Regions from separate parts of the Homo sapiens genome. Here region 1 is linked to region 2. The links are chromatin loops, found by intact Hi-C in ENCODE. Cell type or tissue: Calu3. All regions are shown on one strand. Links, peaks and the distances in the headings refer to the core of each region. The heading gives the core; the rest is flanking DNA.

Region 1 (8,453 bases), core at 145-8,144, 130 kb before region 2:
ACCACCTGGATCAAAATATAGATGATCCTCCTCAGCCTTCCAGAAGTTCTTTGTGCCTCTTCCCAGTATGAATCCCCTCTTCCCACTACAAGTAACCATTTCCTCTGATTTCTATCATCATCGATTAGTTTTCCTGTTTTTGAACATTATATACATGGAATTACACCATACGTATGTGTCTGACTTCCTTTGCTGAACATATAGTTAGGAGATTCACCCTTGTTGTGTATATAAGTTGTCCTTTTGTATTGCAGTGTAATGTTCTATTGGATGAATAGATCACATATTCCTTCTCCTATTGACAGACATTTGGTTCTTTTCCAGTTTTTAGTTATGCTGAATAAAACTTCTAGGAACATTCTCATTCATGTCTTTTGGTATACATATGCATTTATTTCTCTTAGGTGCAAACCTAGGAAAGAGATTGTTGGGCCATAGACCAGGCATGTATTTAGCTTTAGTAGATACAGTTAAATAATGTTTCCACAGTGGTTGTACCAATTTATATTCCCATCAGCAATGTATGAAAGTTCCAGTTGCTCCACATCCTTGCCAATACCTAGTATTATGAGCCTTTTTATTTTTAGCCATTCTGGGGATTTGTAGAGGTATCTCATGGTTTTAATTTGCATTTTCCTGATGAGTAGTGACGTTGATCACTGGGACAGATGAGATTTTCCTAAAGAAATTCTCAACAATGTCTCCCATTCCACATGACCTTATAATGTAACTTTAGCATTCTTCCTATGGAGAGGTGGCATCTGTGTTCCCTCCCCTTGAATCTTGTGACTATGGTGGAAATGGTAACATGTGATTTCTGAGGCTAGGTCTTAAGAGGCATTACCTAGTTTTTTGAGACACCCCTTTGGAGCCCAGAGCTTCCATACAAGTAGTTAAACCTGACGTCACTATGCTATGACAAAGCCCAAACAAGCTCATACAGAGAGATCATGGGAAGAGCCCTTGAGGCTACATGAGAAGAAAAAGATTTCCAGCCAGCCCCCCGCTGCTGCAATCCCCCACTGGTCCAGCTCTAACTACCATTTGACTACAACTGCATGAATCACACTAAGCCAGACCCTCCCAGCTAATACAGTCCTCAATACTTGAATGTTGCTTTAAGCCAGTAATTCTCAACTGGGGGAGATTTTGCACCGCGCTGCACCCCGCCCCGGGATGTGTGGCAATGCCTGGAGATATTGTCATAACTTGGAGGTGGGTGCATGGTGGTACTTGCTTCCAGTGGGTGGAGACCAGGGGTGCTGCTAAACATCCTGCAGGGACACAGGACAGCCTCCAGGACAAAGAATTATCTGGTCCCAAATGCCAACTGTGCTGAGATCGAGAAACCCTACTTAAACTACATAATCCACTAAGTTTTAGGTTGATTTGTAATGTAGCAAAAGTACTAGAACAATCATGCAGGCAGAGAGGGAGTTTATTTTTATTTATTTTTGAGACAGAGTTTTGCTCTTGTCACCCAGGCTGGAGTGCAGTGGCACGATCTCGGCTCACTGCAACCTCCGCCTCCTGGGTTCAAGCGATTCTCCCGCCTCAGCCTCCCAAGTAGCTGAGATTACAGGCACCTGTTACCACACCCGGCTAATTTTTGTATTTTTAGTAGAGACAGGGTTTCACCATGCTGGCCAGGCTGGTCTCAAATTCCTGACCTCAGATGATCCGCCCACCTTGGCCTCCCAAAGTGCTGGGATTATAGGCATGAGCCACTGCGCCTGGCCCAAGAGGGAGTTTATTAAAGAAGATTAGTTCACGGGCTAGGCGCGGTGGCTCACACCTGTAAGCCCAGCACTTTGGGAGGCTGAGGTGGGCAGATCACCTGAGGTCAGGAGTTTGAGACCAGCCTGGCCAACATGGTGGAACCCCATCTGTACTAAAAATACAAAAAATTAGCCAGACGTGGTTGCGGGTGCCTGTAGTCCCAGCTACTCGGGAGGCTGAGGCAGGAGAATCGCTTGGACCCAGGAGGCGGAGGTTGCAGTGAGCCGAGTTCGTGCCACTGAGTTCCAGCCTGGGCAACAGAATGAGAATCTGTCTCAAACAAACAAACAAAGAAAATTAGTTCACAGATCTCTGAGAGGGCCGGAGTGTTGGACTTAAATGTTACTCAGCCTGGAGTACTGCTCAAACCGCATCACTGGCTGTCCAGTGAAGACCACTGGATGTGGACCCACAGCTTGCACCTGTGATACTGAGAACTGGATTCCAGAACCTCTGGATTCTGGATGCCGTTGCCACCCTCACCAGAAAGTAGGTTCCATGTGTTTCCTGCTTCTTCACATTGCTCACTTTGTAATCAGTCCGATTTTGAGATGGCTGATGGATGAGCCCTGGGTCGTGTGTGAACTGTCTGCAAAGGAAGCCGAGAAAGCAAGTTTTCTGGCTTCTACCAAGGAGGCAGGACTAACAAAGCTTCCAAAGATGCTGGGAAGCCAGGAACCTTGGCAAGATTCCTTGGCACTATGTTGTGATAAGGTTGTTGCAAACACCTTTGGGTTATTTCTAGTTTTTTTTTTTAACTTATTTAAAATAATGCTGTCTGTTATTATACATTTTGGGCTAGAGATTTTACTTTAGGGATTATAATCCCAAAGAAACAACTACCCAGCTATAGTAACATGGTACTTATTACCTTATTGATAGTAACTACTGAAAACCAGAAAGAGCTCAAGCATATAAAACCGTGGAACAACAGACTAATTTGTGATCTAACAAACGTCTAAGATTTCCACAGATGGTATGAATTCCAAATATCAGGTCACATTGTCTTCACCTGTTTATGCTTGGCCAGACCATGCATCCAGTTTACTTTGAAATGTGTGGTCACTGTGACTACGTAATTTTATCCTGATGGAATATTATAACAAAAATACTAACTCTATGTTTTACTAGGTGAATACATGGAAAGCAGGTACAAAATGTTTTATGAAAGAAACAGAAGAGTCTAAATACACTCATTGTGACCATGGAAAATTAGTGTTTGCATAATGCAAAGGGTTTGCTTTTGGTTTGTAAAGTTATTTAATATTGAAAAAGGAAATTCCCTTTTGTTTTTCCTAATGTTTGTATTAACCTCAGAGCTTCTGAAGAGCTTGCCCAATAGGTGGCAGTACTGGATAAGAACAGACAGAAACTGCTGCAGGCTGCCTTCAAGCGCTGTTTCTCAAACTTTGGTGTACATACCAATGATCATGTTAAAACACAGCTTGTTGGGCCTCACTGCACTCGGAGTTTCTGAGTTACTAGATGTCTTAGTCTCGTAGTGCTGCTATAACCAAATACCTGAGACTCAGTTATTTATAACAAAATACCTGAGGCTGAGTTATTTATAAAGAACAGAAATGTTGCCTCACAGTTCTGGAGGCTGGGAAGTCCAAGATCAAGGAAGTCCAAGATCACCGACAGGTTTAGTGTCCGGTGAGGGCCTGCTCCATGGATGGTGTCTTCTCCTAGCATCACCCTCACATAGTAGAGGGCAGAGGGGCAAAAAAAGCCTAAGCCGTTCCCTGCAGCCCTTTTATATGGCACGGATCCATTCATGACAGCAGAGCCCTCGTGGCTTAACGCCTCTGAAAGGCCCCATCTCTTAATACCACCACCATGGGGATACCCTTTCCACATGAATTTTGGAGGGGATGCCTTCAAACCATAGCAGCAGGTTTGGGGTGGGGCCCGATAATGTGCGTTTCTAACAATTTCCCAGGTGAAACTGATGCTGCTGGTTGGGGATCACACTTGAGAACCACAGTCTTCTCGCACTGGGAGCTTGTTAAAGTGCAGAAGATCATCCTTCTCTCCTTCCTTATAGCATCCCCCTGCCACCCACTCCATTGCCATGTGTTAATGGAAGAGCTGGGCCACTTTTCCCTTGAAATACTTTCATTTTCCCGTTGAAATACTTTATTCCTTGGCTCCCACAATATCCCACTCACCTCTTTTGCCTTCTCTCTTTCATTTTTTTTTACTATTTTTAAAGAGATGGGGTCTGGCTATGTTGCCCAGGCTGGAGTATAATGGCTATTCACAGGCATAATCATCACAGCACACCCTGTGTTAATGGGGAAGCTGGGGCAGCCACTTGGAGGTGGGGGGCCCTGCAAACAAATGTTTCTTCCTGGCCTACTTGACCTTCTACATCCCATCTTCCATTTGAAGGGAGTAAACAGGCACAATGGAGGGAATGCCCTTTATCTATCGCTTCCTGGAGGCACTGACAGACCTCACAGTGGGGTCTAACTTGGGCCCCCATTACTGGTATCTCTGGCCCCCTACCTGGTATGCCCTTTGTCCACTTTGGGGTACTTCCTGTCTTGCTGCGGGCATCCTGGCGTCCTTGGCACTCCTCTCTTCCCTCCCTTCTGCCAACACTGATCTTACAATGTACTTCGGACTTTGCTTTAACTCCCTCCTGGGCTTGGTATGTCTTGTGCTCTAACTACTGAAGAGCTTGCTTTCGATGCATAGAAATCCAAGCAAAATTTAGCACTGGATATTTTAACTCTCTCCTCAAACTTTCAACCTCTCCTCCTCTATTTTCACTCTCTCAGCTGAGCTTGACTTTGCTTCCTACTTCACTGAGGAAATGGAAATTATTAGAAGAGCATGTGCACAAGTTCCCAGCACAGCAGCTTCCCTTCCCCCTGCATCTGAACCCGTGATACTCCACTTCCTCTCCAATAAGACGAATGACTTATGTTCCTAGCCAACCGCAGCCTCTCCACTGAGTGCTAGATTCTATCCCCTCTCAAGAACAGGCTGTGGCAATTCTTTCCTCTCTACCACATCACCAGTTTTCTCCTATTTACCGCATCACTCCCATCAGCACACGTGCTACTATTTCTTTGATATTAATTAATAAGAGTTGCTTCTGGGCCAGGCCCTGTGGCTGATGCCTGTAATCCCAGTGACTCAGGAGACTGAGATAAGAAGATTGCTTGAGGCCAGGAGCTGGAGACCACCAGCCTGAGCAACACAGTGACACCCTGTCTCTAGAAAAAAAATAAAAATGTACCTGGGTATAGTGGTGTGTGAGCCTGTAGTCCTAGCTGCTCGGGAGGCTGAGGTGGGAGGATTGCCTGAGCCCAGGAGTTCAAGGCTGCAGTGAGCTATGATTGTGCCACTGCACTCCAGCCCGTATGTGCTCTGCTCAATACTCCAGCCTTTAAAAAAAAAAAAAAAAAAAAAAAAGCCCAGGCACGGTGGCTCACGCCTGTAATCCCAGCACTTTGGGGGGCCAAGGCGGGTGGATCACGAGGTCACGAGTTTGAGACCAGCCTGACCAACATGGCGAAACCCCATCTCTACTAACAATACAGAAATTAGCCGGGTGTGGTGGCAGGCGCCTGTAATCTCAGCTACTCAGGAGGCTGAGGTGGGAGAATAGCTTGAACCCAGGAGGCGGAGGTTGCAGTGAGCCGAGATTGTGCCATTGCACTCCAGCCTGGGTGAGAGAGAGAGAGAAACTCCATCTCAAAAAAAAAAAAAAAAAAAAAAAAGTTGCTTCTGTTTATTGTCTCTAATTTCTCTGCTTCTATTCTCCCATGAACCTACCCAATCAGACCTCATCTCTCTACCAAACTGCAACTGCCCTAGTCACAAAAGCTCTCCAACATTTGCAAAGTCCAATGGTCACTTCTCAGTCCTTAGTGGCAGCATTTGACATGTTGATCACTTTCCCCTTGAAATACTTTACTCCTTGGCTCCCACAATACCCTACTCACTTCTTTTGCCTTCTTTTATTATTTTAAAGAGACAGGGTCTCGCTATGTTGCCCAGGCTGGAGTACAATGGCTATTCACAGGCTCAAGCATCACAGCACACTATAGCCTTAAACTCCTGGCTCAGCCTCCCAAGTAGCTGGGACTCCAGGTGTGCATCACCATGCCCAGCTGTCTCCTCTCTCTCTCTTTTTGAGAAAGGGTCTCACTCTGTTGCCCAGGCTGGAACGCAGTGGCACTATCATAGCTCACTGCAACCTTGACCTGGGCTCAAGTGATCCTCCCGCCTCAGCCTCCAGAGTAGCTTGGACTACAGGTGTGCACTACCATGCCTGGATAATTTTTTTTTTCTTTGAGACAGAGTCTCACTCTGTCACCCAGGCTGGAGTGCAATGGTGTGATCTCGGCTCACTGCAACCTCTGTCTCCCAGGTTCAAGCCATTCTCCTGCCTCAGCCTCCAGAGCAGCTGGGATTACAGGCACCTGCCACCACGCCTGGCTAATTTTTGTATTTTTAGTAGAGACGGGGTTTCACCCTGTTGGCCAGGCTGGTCTTGAACTCCTGACCTCCGGTGATCTGCCCACCTTGGCCTCTCAAAGTGCTGGGATTACAGGCAGAAGCCACTGTGCCTGGCCTAGCCTGGCTAATTTTTAAATTTTTTGTAGAGACAGGGTCTTGGTATGTTTCCCAGGCTGGTCTCAAACTCCTAGGCTCAAGCAATCCTCCCATCTCAGCCTCCCAAATCACTGGAGTGACAGGTGTGAGCTACCGTGCCCGACCTGGCTTCTTTTTTTTTTTTTTTTTTTTGAGATGGAGTCCCCCTTGGTTTCTCTTTTTGGGCACTCTTTCTTGTCCCATTTGCTGGGTCCTCTTCATTTTCCCAACTTCCAAGTGTTAAGTTTAATCCTTAAACCTCTTTTGTATCTACTCTCTCTGTCATCTCCTTTAGTGTTTCAGGACTTTAAAGCCATCTATATGTCGATAACTCCCCAGTTTATATCTCAAGCCTGAACCTGTCTCCCTCCTGAGCTGTACATCCAACTGTCTACTAGACATCTCTATCTGGACATGTGTTAGGCACCCCACTTGCCTGTCCCAATCAGAGTCTTGGATGTGTACCCTCCGCTCTACTTCAAGCTACTCCTGCAAACTTCCTCACCTCAGCTGCACTGGCTCAGGACAAAAACCTTAGTGTCATCCTCGATTCCTTTCTCCCATAACCCATATCCAGGCTGTCAGCAAATCTTCTTGGCTATATTTTCAAATGATCGACAGAATTCAGCCATTTCCCTTGACCTTTCCCTCTGTCTCTGACTGCTACCAAGATCTAAGCCACCACCATTTCTCACCTGGGCTATTCAAATAGCCTCCCAAACGGTTTCTTGCTTCTGTCCTTGCCCACCTGCACTCTGTTCTCACCACAGCTGCCAACAATCTCGTTAAAACCTAAGTCAAATAGTGTTATTCCTTTGTTCAATCCCTCTGCTCCATTTTCTCAGAATAACACTCGAGTTGTTCTTAAGACCTGCAAGGTCCCACATGCTCTGCACCCTGGACTTCAAATCTCCATTGCTCTCACCCTTGGTCACTGTATTAGTCAGGGTTCTCTAGAGGGACAGAACTAATAGGATAGATGTGTCTATGAAAGGGAGTTTATTAGGGAGTATTGACTCACATGATCACAAGGTAAAGTCCCATGATAGTCTGCAAGTTGAGGAGCAAAGAAGCCAGTCTGAGTCCCAAAACCTCAAAAGTAGGGAAGCTGACAGTGTAGCCTTCAGTCTGTGGCCAAAGGCCCAAGAGCCCCAGCAAACCAGTGGTCTAAGAGTCCACTAAATCCAAGAGTCCAAAAGCTGAAGAACTTGGAGTCCAATGTTTGAGGGCAGGAAGCATCCAGCATGGGAGAAAGATGAAGGCCAGAAGACTCAGCCAGTCTGCTCTTCCATCTTCTCCCACCTGCTTTATTCTAGCCACACTGGCAGCTGATTAGATGGTGCCCACCCAGATTGAGGGCGGGTCTGCCTCTCCCAGTCCACTGACTCAGATGTTAATCTCCTTTGGCAACACCATCACAAACACACCGAGGACCAACACTTTGCATCCTTCAATCCAATCAAATTGACACTATTAACCATCAGTCACTCTATTCCAGCAGCGTGTCCAGCACACGTCTACCTCAAGGCCTTTGAACTTGCTTCTCATGCTACCTAGATTTCTTTTTCTCAGATGTTTATTTGCATGACTCACTTCCTCACTTTCTGCAGATTTTTTTTTTTTCCTCAAAAGCCACCTCCTCGGTAGACTTGGAACAAAGCAGATTACACACCATCAAGTTCCCTGGACCCAGCTCCTATCCCAGGCCAGTGTGTCCCCACTCTCTCTGTGATTTGTTCAACCAAGGGTACTCGACTCATGGCACATGGGCATCCATAGGTCACAGTTTTTTGTTTGTTTTGTAGAGATGGGGGTCTCGCTATGTTACCCAGGCTGGTCTCAAACTCCTGGACTCAAACAGTCCTCCTGTCTCAGCCTCCCAAAGTGCTGGGATTACACGTGTGAGCCACTGCACCCAGCCTGTATTAGTCTGTTCTCACACAGCTATAAAGAACTACCTGAGACTGGTTAATTTATGAGGAAAAGAGGTTTAATTGATTCACAGTTCTGTGGGCTGTACAAAAGCATGGCTAGGAGGCCTCAGGAAACTTACAGTCATGCAG
Region 2 (8,453 bases), core at 206-8,205:
GCTGGACTTTGAGATGCTCACACCTGCTGGTCATTGGCTAAATTCCACCCCAGGGAACCTAAACCTCCAGGCACCATGAGCAAAGCAGTGTCAAAAGTCCACGCGGGCAGGAAAAACATACAGAATTTCAGGGAAGGCCACTCAGAAACAGGAAAAGGGTGGCGCCATTTGAATGAAGCAGCTGCTATCGTCCACTGAATATTATGGGTTTTGCTGAACAAGGCTGGGCAAAGAACTTACTGGGGCAAATTGGTGCTGCTAATTGGTGACCACCCAAACTTCCAAACAGTGGATCTCAAACTTCAGGCTGTGTAAGATCCCCTGGAAGTCGTTTAAAATGTAGATTCCTGGGCTTCATCTCCAGAAATTGTAATTCAGTGGGTGGGACTCAGGAAACTTCATTTTCAACATGCTCCCTGGGTAATTTGGATGTGGGGATCCTTGGACCATGCCCTGAGAATCACTGCCTTAGGGGACTGGCAGGAAGGTGTTGAGGTTGAGTGGTCAGGCTGGCTCACAGGCAGGGTTCCCAGTAGTGCTTAATGTTATCAGCAGTGCGCTGGTGAACAGACATGGAAAAGTGTGGAAACCGCTTCATGACTACCTTCCTGGGGAGGCACAAAACAAGACGGCTTGTCCCAAGTAGGGTGCAGAAAAACAATTTCCCTGGAGTGGCCATTGTGTGAGCCCTGAGGGAAAGGGGAGCAAGGGATGTAATTTAAAGAACTACAATCAGGGAGTGTCTTCAGCTAATTCCCCTAGAAAGCCTGAGACTAGGATCTGAGTTCAAGTAGTTTACTTGGAAGAGATCCCAGGAAGCACCAGTATGGAAGTGAGAATTGGAGGGACAGGGCAGAGAAGGCAGGTAGTCAGTACAGGATATGTTACCAGGCTGGGCGCGGTGGCTCACGCCTGTAATCCCAGCACTTTGGGAGGCCGAGGCGGGTGGATCACGAGGTCAGGAGTTTGAGACCAGCCTGACCAACATGGTGAAACCCTGTCTCTACTAAAAAATACAAAATTTAGCCGGCCATGGTGGCGTGTGCCTGTAGTACCAGCTACTCAGAAGGCTGAGGCAGGAGAATTGCTTGAACCCCGGGAGGCGGAGGTTGCAGTGAGCCGAGATCGCACCACTGCACTCCAGCCTGGATGACAGAACGAGACTCCATCTCAAAAAAAAAAAAAAAAAAGAAAAAAAAAAAGGATATCTTACCGGTGTCAGCAGCAGACCACTGTTGGCAACTGGGGTTTGATCCTGCTGGGCACATCTGAGAGACCATGCAAACACATGCTTGAGTTGTCCCACTTGGGGTGAGAAGCTGGGGCATTTTGCCATTGCCGCTTCCTGAAACTTCTGGCATACCCTGGGTATTTGGTGAGCACCCCCCTGCAGCTGGAAAAAGCCCCAGGCAGAGTTGCAGATGCTTGCAATAGAAAGCTATCAGCATGTACAAGGCTGGTGAGTGCTGAGCGGATACTGGCAGGACTCCTATAGCGTCTGCCAGAGGGAGTGGAAATTGTTCATTTCACAAACAAGGACGATTTCTCACACGAAATTGCCTGCTGCCTACAGGGCTTATGTTAGGTGGATCTGCTTGTCTGCAGTGGTCCTCTGTCCCTTAGCTGCATGTTCTGATGCCTTCAGTCTGGCCAGATTTCTGGGAAAATCCCAGCCAAAGGATTGTAAGAGGTCCAGGTCCTCTAGTTCATGAGGTTCTGAAGATGTGTGCTGCTGGTGGCCCAGGAATTAGCTTCTACCCACCCTGGCCTTGCACATTTTCTGTTCACTGCATTGCTAGCTATTGGAGCCACATCTGATCTCCAAAAATCCATGCCTGCCACCATTGCACCAGGCCAAGCCCAAGAGGAGAACTGTAAGACAGTCAGCATTTGTAGAGTTCCTTCTTGAACTGTCCTTCCTATCCATTTCTTTCTAGTTTCATCACCAGCCTTGATCATTTGTCACTGTCCCTTTTGTTTAACTGTCATTACCTCACAGTGCTGATGAAGCCATGAGGAGAACTGATATACCAGTGCTAATGATCATCAATGAGGTGATGGTGGAGGTGACAGGAAACAGGAGAAAATGACAAGGACAATTTGACATAGCCAAGAAAGGGATCCCCAGGCATGTCCACAGAGTTTGGGAAAGAACACGTCAAAAAATTTACCAAAAAAATATGGTCATGAGCTCATGGCTGGAGAGTCCAAAAACCAGAGATGAGCAAGAGAAAATGATTGCTGAAGAATTGTTCATAATATATAACCACAGAGGAAGCTGGAGAGGAGAGGAATGGGGTGGATCTAAAGAAGCCGTCGAGGCTTCAGCTCTTCAATAGCTTTGATTTTGAAGGGATATGTATAGAAACAGAAACCAGACATCAGTAAAGAATCAACACAAATCATGTCAAAAGTTTATCAGATTGGAAATCAAAAGATAGAATGGCCCAGATTTTCAGAAAGTCTAATGTCAGCAATACAAAAATCATTTGTGCTACATTTAGACCAGAAATAAAATAAGGAGAAAATAGGTCTGCTTGGGGTGAGTGAAGTGATACAAGCAAAAGACCACGAGAAAGAACCGTACAATTCCTAGTTTGTTTCCCCCTTTTTCTTATTGTTTATTAAAGAGAATGCTCTTTAAACTGGAAATGGTGAAAGACTCTTGGTTAAAGAAGAGAGAGAGGCAGAAATAGAAAAGAGTGTGAGTGTTTTGAACAAGTTCAAATAAGGCAATCTGTAGGTGGAAGGGGCTGTCATTGGGGGTAGTGCATTCAGTTTTGTATGTCAAGTTTTCAAAGAATCACTGTCTCTTATAAAAAGGGGACAGGGTACCTGGGAAATGAGGTCTCTGAAAGTCATGGCAAGTGAAAGCTGTAAGTGCTAGGTAGGTATAGTCTGGCAAGGGGGAGACATGGAGGAAGGACATCAAGCTAACACAAAAGATGCAAAGGGATGACATTTGGAAAAGGTCTGGACCAGGCTGTGGTAGGGTAGAGAGTAGAACTAAGCCCAGTGGGTTGACATTCCATTGACAGTCCAACGCAGTATGAAACTTCTGAATGCTTAGAAGCAATTAGCATTAAACAACTGCCTCAAGGTAGTGGTGTCTCTACAACAGTAAAGTTTAACCTGAGAGTAACTGAATCTGTCAAGGCTGTTGTAGACAGAATTTTTGTAGAGGATATGAGGCTAGGATCTCAAGCATTCTTTCTTTCTTTTTTTTTGAGACAGAGTCTCACTCTGTCGCCCAGGCTGGAGTGCAGTGGCACGATCTTGGCTCACTGCAACCTCTGCCTCCCGGGTTCAAGTAATTCTGCCTCAGCTGCCCGAGTAGCTGGGATTACAGGTGCCTACCACCATGCCCGGCTAATTTTTGTATTTTTAGTAGAGATGGGGTTTCCCCATGGTCAGGGGGTTTCCCCCCTGACCATGTTGCCCAGGCTGGTCTCGAACTCCTGGCCTTAAGTGATCTGCCCACCTTGGCCTTCCAAAGTGCTGGGATTATGGGCATGAGCCACCACGCCTGGCCCCAAGCATTAGTTCTTAATCTTCTTTAGGCCACGGACTCTTTTGATAATCTGATAAAAATGATAGATTCTCTATGTATTAAAATGCCGGTATGTGCCAACACTACTCTTTATGTTCAATTTCAAGGAGTTCATTTTTCCTAAAGCAGGACTATGGTCCCCAGCTTAAGCCCACCTCTAAAGGGATTCTTCTATCTCTAAAATGCAGCGATTCTAAGTCCTTTCTATAGAAGTTGTATTTTCATGAATCTTTCCTCAGTGACCCTTTGTAAACCTTTTTTTTTTTTTTTTTTTTTTTGAGACAGAGTTTCACTCTTGTTGCCCAGGCAGGAGTGCAATGGCGCGATCTCGGCTCACCGCAACCTCTGCCTCCCAGGTTCAAGCAATTCTCCTGCCTCAGCCTCCCGAGTAGCTGGGATTACAGGCATGCGCCACCACGCCCGGCTAATTTTGTATTTTTAGTAGGGACGGGGGTTTCTCCATGTTGGTCAGGCTGGTCTCGAATTCCTGACTGCAGGTGATCTGCCCACCTCGGCCTCCCGAAATGCTGGGATTACAAGTGTGAGCCACTGTGCCCGGCCTGTAAACATTTTTATGGCTTGATACAAAAAAAGGGGGGTGCTGAGTGTGCTATTTTATGAAACTAGCTGAATGTTCAGGCCGACCAAACATTCTGTCTCCTGATGTATGACTTCCACATTATGGCAGCACTTAAAAATTTTAAACCATCTCTCAGCACCTGTGTGTTTGACACCCACCACACACTATCTAATGCCAAGTCGCAAAGGTTCAACTTTGTAAATCGAAGGACTGATTCAACTTTGTAAATCAAAGGACTGATTCACAGTTATTTGCCTCTTGTTTCCAGCTGTGGTCTGCATCAGGTCGAAGAAATGTTGTAATACACAGAAGCACCACAAGATGACACCCTTGGGAAAGTCTTGCTTTGCAGGTTGGTTTCCCAGCTCTGACGTCTATTCTAAACATAGCCTTACAAAATGCTTGTGGAAGAGGGAAGAGAATCTATTACTGGGGAGGAAAAACACCAATGACAAAACAACCCTGGCACTTTCCTGAGTTTTGGGATACAGAGTCAAGTCTTGATTACTTTCTTCTGCTTCTTAATTATCAGTTTTTGCAGGCAGACACATAGATTTATGTAACACATAAGCATATCTTTCATACACATCTATTTTCTGCCGATGCTGATGCTCTATGTGATTTAGAAGCTGTTCATAACTTGGGAGAAGAGCCTTTCTTCTTTTGTATTGTAAGCTTTCACATCCACTTTTTTTATTGCCTCTGTCCCCTACTTCACTGTCAGTAAGAATATTGGGTTTGCATGGAAACATCATAAAATGCCTTTATGGAAAGAGGAAAGTGTGGTTAGACCAGCTTTTTCTGCCATGAATATCAGGCCAACTGGAGAGAAGATCAAAGCGAAAGGTGAGGGCAGAGTGGGCTAGGATGGAAAGCGGGATTACTCACTGAAATTGACATGTCTGTTCAATCCTTTTGCTCCCTCCAAATTTTTCTTAAAAAAGCAATTAAAAAAACCCCATGTTCATGCTACATTAAGCCTCATGTTTCCATTTCTCATTTTACTGCTTGAGTGGCACTTGCTATCACTTGGTAAGCTTACTTAAGAGAGGGAACAATGTCGATTAGAATACAGTTGTCTGTGTTGAGTAAGAGCCCTCCGTTGGTTTGTGGTCTTTGGCAGGCAGCTAGTAAAAATAATAAGCTCTGAACAGATGCCATGTTTCTTTGGCGAATGGTTTTGGCCAGTCTTCTTTTCATTTTTGTACCTGCAAGTGGAAAATTACTGCTTTAATGAGCTATGTTACCCAGTGGTAAAAATGTTTGAAATTACCCAATGGAGGAAAGCAGTCTTTTGAAAGATTTGTGAGAAGAGGTAATACAAAACCCCAACAAATTCCACTGGGAAATTCTTTTCTTACATTTTATTTCAAGGATAGTTCTGCTAGAAACCTGTATTTCTGAGCAAAGAGCTGTGAAACTGAATTCCAAACTAGTTACAACTGTGGGGAACAAGGCACATAGTCATTTAGAGAGCATCTTTCCTGGCCTGGCTCTGTGCTGGGCATTACTGGCAATGCAGGGATTAAAACGACACTGTTTCTCTCCTCTGGGAGCTTCCAACCTAATGGGAAAGACAAACATACAGAGACCCCATGTTATGCCTGGAATTATAGTTGAGTGCCAAGAGCAAAATAAAATAAAAGTACAGCTCTGCTTGGCTGGGTCTGGCTGCAGCAACTCAAAATCTACTAATATGCAGACGTTCGCAAAGTCAAATTATCTTTTGTCCTTGAAATCTAAGTAGCTGGCTGGATGTGGGTTATTTTTTTTCCTTCTTTTTAATACTTTTCTGTTCTTTGTTGTATTTCTAAAATAAGCATGTTTAGTTTGTTGTTGTTTTTTTTTTTTTTTTGCCCTCTTCATAAAAGCAAGTTGAGTCTGAAAAGGAAAATGTACACTTTTTTTGGGTAATAGTCATAATAATGTTACAAAAGCAAACATTTCCTTAGTGGTTACTATGGTGCCAGGTACTGTTCTAAGTGCTTTTATATATCAACTCATTTTAGTCCTCACAACCACCCTATGAGAGAGGTGCTATTATTACACCCATTTTATAGAGGAACATATGGAGGAAAGGTAACTTGCCCAAGGTTACGCAAGGAGTTAAGTGGCTGAGCAGGCTGGCTCCAGAGTCCAAGCTGCCTAATTTACATTCGGAAGGAAGAGTTTTTTCGCCTAAATTAATTTCCCATGTAACTGATGCTTGTCATCTGTCTCGGGATTGGGCTGGGAGAGAAATGATTTTTGAGAGCAGGATTGGGCTGGCGGGGAGATGCTGGGATTGGAAAGTTAGACCCAAATATGGTTCAGGCACTCAGAGAAGCCTCCAAGTGTTGACCAAAGAGTTTCCAGCTGGTTGGCCTAGACTGGCCTAAAGGGCTTGGGGAAATAGAGTCCTTCTCTAGAAAAGCAGCTGACCCAGTAAGGGAGCATGGAGAAGTGGTTGTAGCAGTGGGAAGGCGGGCAGAGGATCCTGGAGAAAGAGATTGGGGGTTAGGGGTGAGGTTAGGGTTAGGAGTTAGGGTTAGGGTTGGGGATTAAGGTTAGGCATTGGAGTTACATGTTAGGGTTGGGTTTGGGGGGTTAGGGTTAGGTAGTAGGGATTGGAGTTATGTGATAGAATGTGGGGTTAGTGTTGTGGTGGAGTTTGGTGTTTGGGTTAGGGTTAAGGGTTTGAGCAACCATTAGGGCTAGGATTTAGGGTGATTTTTAGGAGTTTAGATTAGGGTTAGCATTAGGATTTCAAGTTTGGTCTAGGGCTAGAGGATAGGGATTAGGGTTAGGAGTTATGATTAGTGTTTGGGTCAGGGCAGGCAGTCAACATACAGCTCTTTTGAGAGGCTGAAAGTGCTGGTCACTTGGCTAGGGTTTGGCAAAAGATATTAGAATCTGGGAGAGTGATTTTCAAGAGTAAAGCAAGAGTCAAGCCTACAAGGAGCTCTGAGTTACAGCCCAAATGAGATTCCCTGAACAGAAAGACAACAGGACCAAAGAAGACTCCGTATAACAGGAGCTGGGCTTGGGTTTGGGGGAGGAGCTATGACCAGGCAGTGCCAGGGCGTAAAGGAAAAGTTCAGGAATCATAACTGGGACACAGCCACAGTCAGGTGACCTGCTACTATAGACATCTTGCAGGATGGGCCCTGGGAACTGAGGGCAGAGTTGAGCTGCAGGGTGAGGTCTAGTGTATGTTTATGTAATTTAATTTTTAATAATGACTGTGTTTAACAACTGGCTTGCAAAATTCCTGATGATTTAACAATCAGCTCTTGCAAGTTGGTGCAAGTCTGTTATAGCATACCGCTGGTCTGAACCCCATAGCCAATCCTTTCTATGACTACCACAGCTGTGTCTACATCATTGAGGCTTCTAGTTACACATGAATACCCAGGAGGGAATTGGTTTATCAGGTGTTACCCACTGAAAAGGGAAACTTTAGAAGCATCCCAGTCACAACATTTGAATTATGGGCTTTGTAGAAACAGCTGTCCTACTGTTTAGTTAAAAAAAAAAAAGCGAAAGAAATTCCCTTGGTATTGGTATGCATGTAGATGCATGGTCCTTTTGGCTGTGTGAGGATGATGCTGTGGAAGAAGTGTTGCATCTCATCATGGTGAAAGATGTGTGCTGAAACCCCCTTCAAGGTGCCTACACACACACACACACACACACACACACACACCATTAGATACTTATTGTCAGTTGCTGCTTATGCCTGTATTCCTTATGTATCAGTCAGCTACTGCCACAATTATGATGTATAATAAACTACCCCAAAACACATTCATTATGTTAAAACAACAATCATTTATTCTTGCTCATGCATCTGTGGATTGGCTTATCTAGGCTAGCCCTGACTGGGCTTGGTTCTAAGGAGCAGGCTGGGCCTAGGTATACTCTAAGTGCCTCTCATCCTCTTTGCACTAGTAGGATATGTAGGCCATGCTCTGCTCACAAAAATGGCACAGACATAAGTGAACAAGCCCAACTGCGAAGCACATTTTAAGCCTCTGCTAACATCCCACTGGCCAAAGGATGTCACATGGCCAAGCCCAGTATCATCAATGAGATGGGGAAGTACACTTTGCTTCTAGTGAGAGGAATTATAAAGCCACAAGACAGAGGGTATGATGTGGGGAAGGGCAAAGAATTGAGGACAACAATGCAATCTGCTATGCCACATGTTTACCAGACTGAATCACACAGGAATCAGCTTATGACCCTGAACTCGTGGTTTAAACTTCCGAACGAGTTCTGGACTATATAGGCAAAGAATGGAGAGAATTGCTACTCTAATGTATAGTACCACGGGAGACACAG

The links. Peaks named below come from ENCODE experiments on the same cell type or tissue, not always from the same donor. Only the 100,000 strongest peaks of a DNase experiment are listed, where the experiment ranks them.
Region 1: a loop joins it to region 2, with 3 times the contacts of the local background. A loop is called at or near these places in 10 of 110 quality-filtered maps.

What each region holds. Positions count from the first base shown.
Region 1 is chrX:24,256,636-24,265,088 of GRCh38, forward strand. No RefSeq gene overlaps it. Among named protein-coding and RNA genes, the nearest start is that of SUPT20HL2, 53 kb to the right of the region's middle. In Calu3, for the core only: no CTCF peak of the experiment used is centred there; a DNase peak (open chromatin) is centred at 3,146.
Region 2 is chrX:24,391,500-24,399,952 of GRCh38, forward strand. No RefSeq gene overlaps it. Among named protein-coding and RNA genes, the nearest start is that of SUPT20HL1, 35 kb to the left of the region's middle. In Calu3, for the core only: no CTCF peak of the experiment used is centred there; a DNase peak (open chromatin) is centred at 4,482.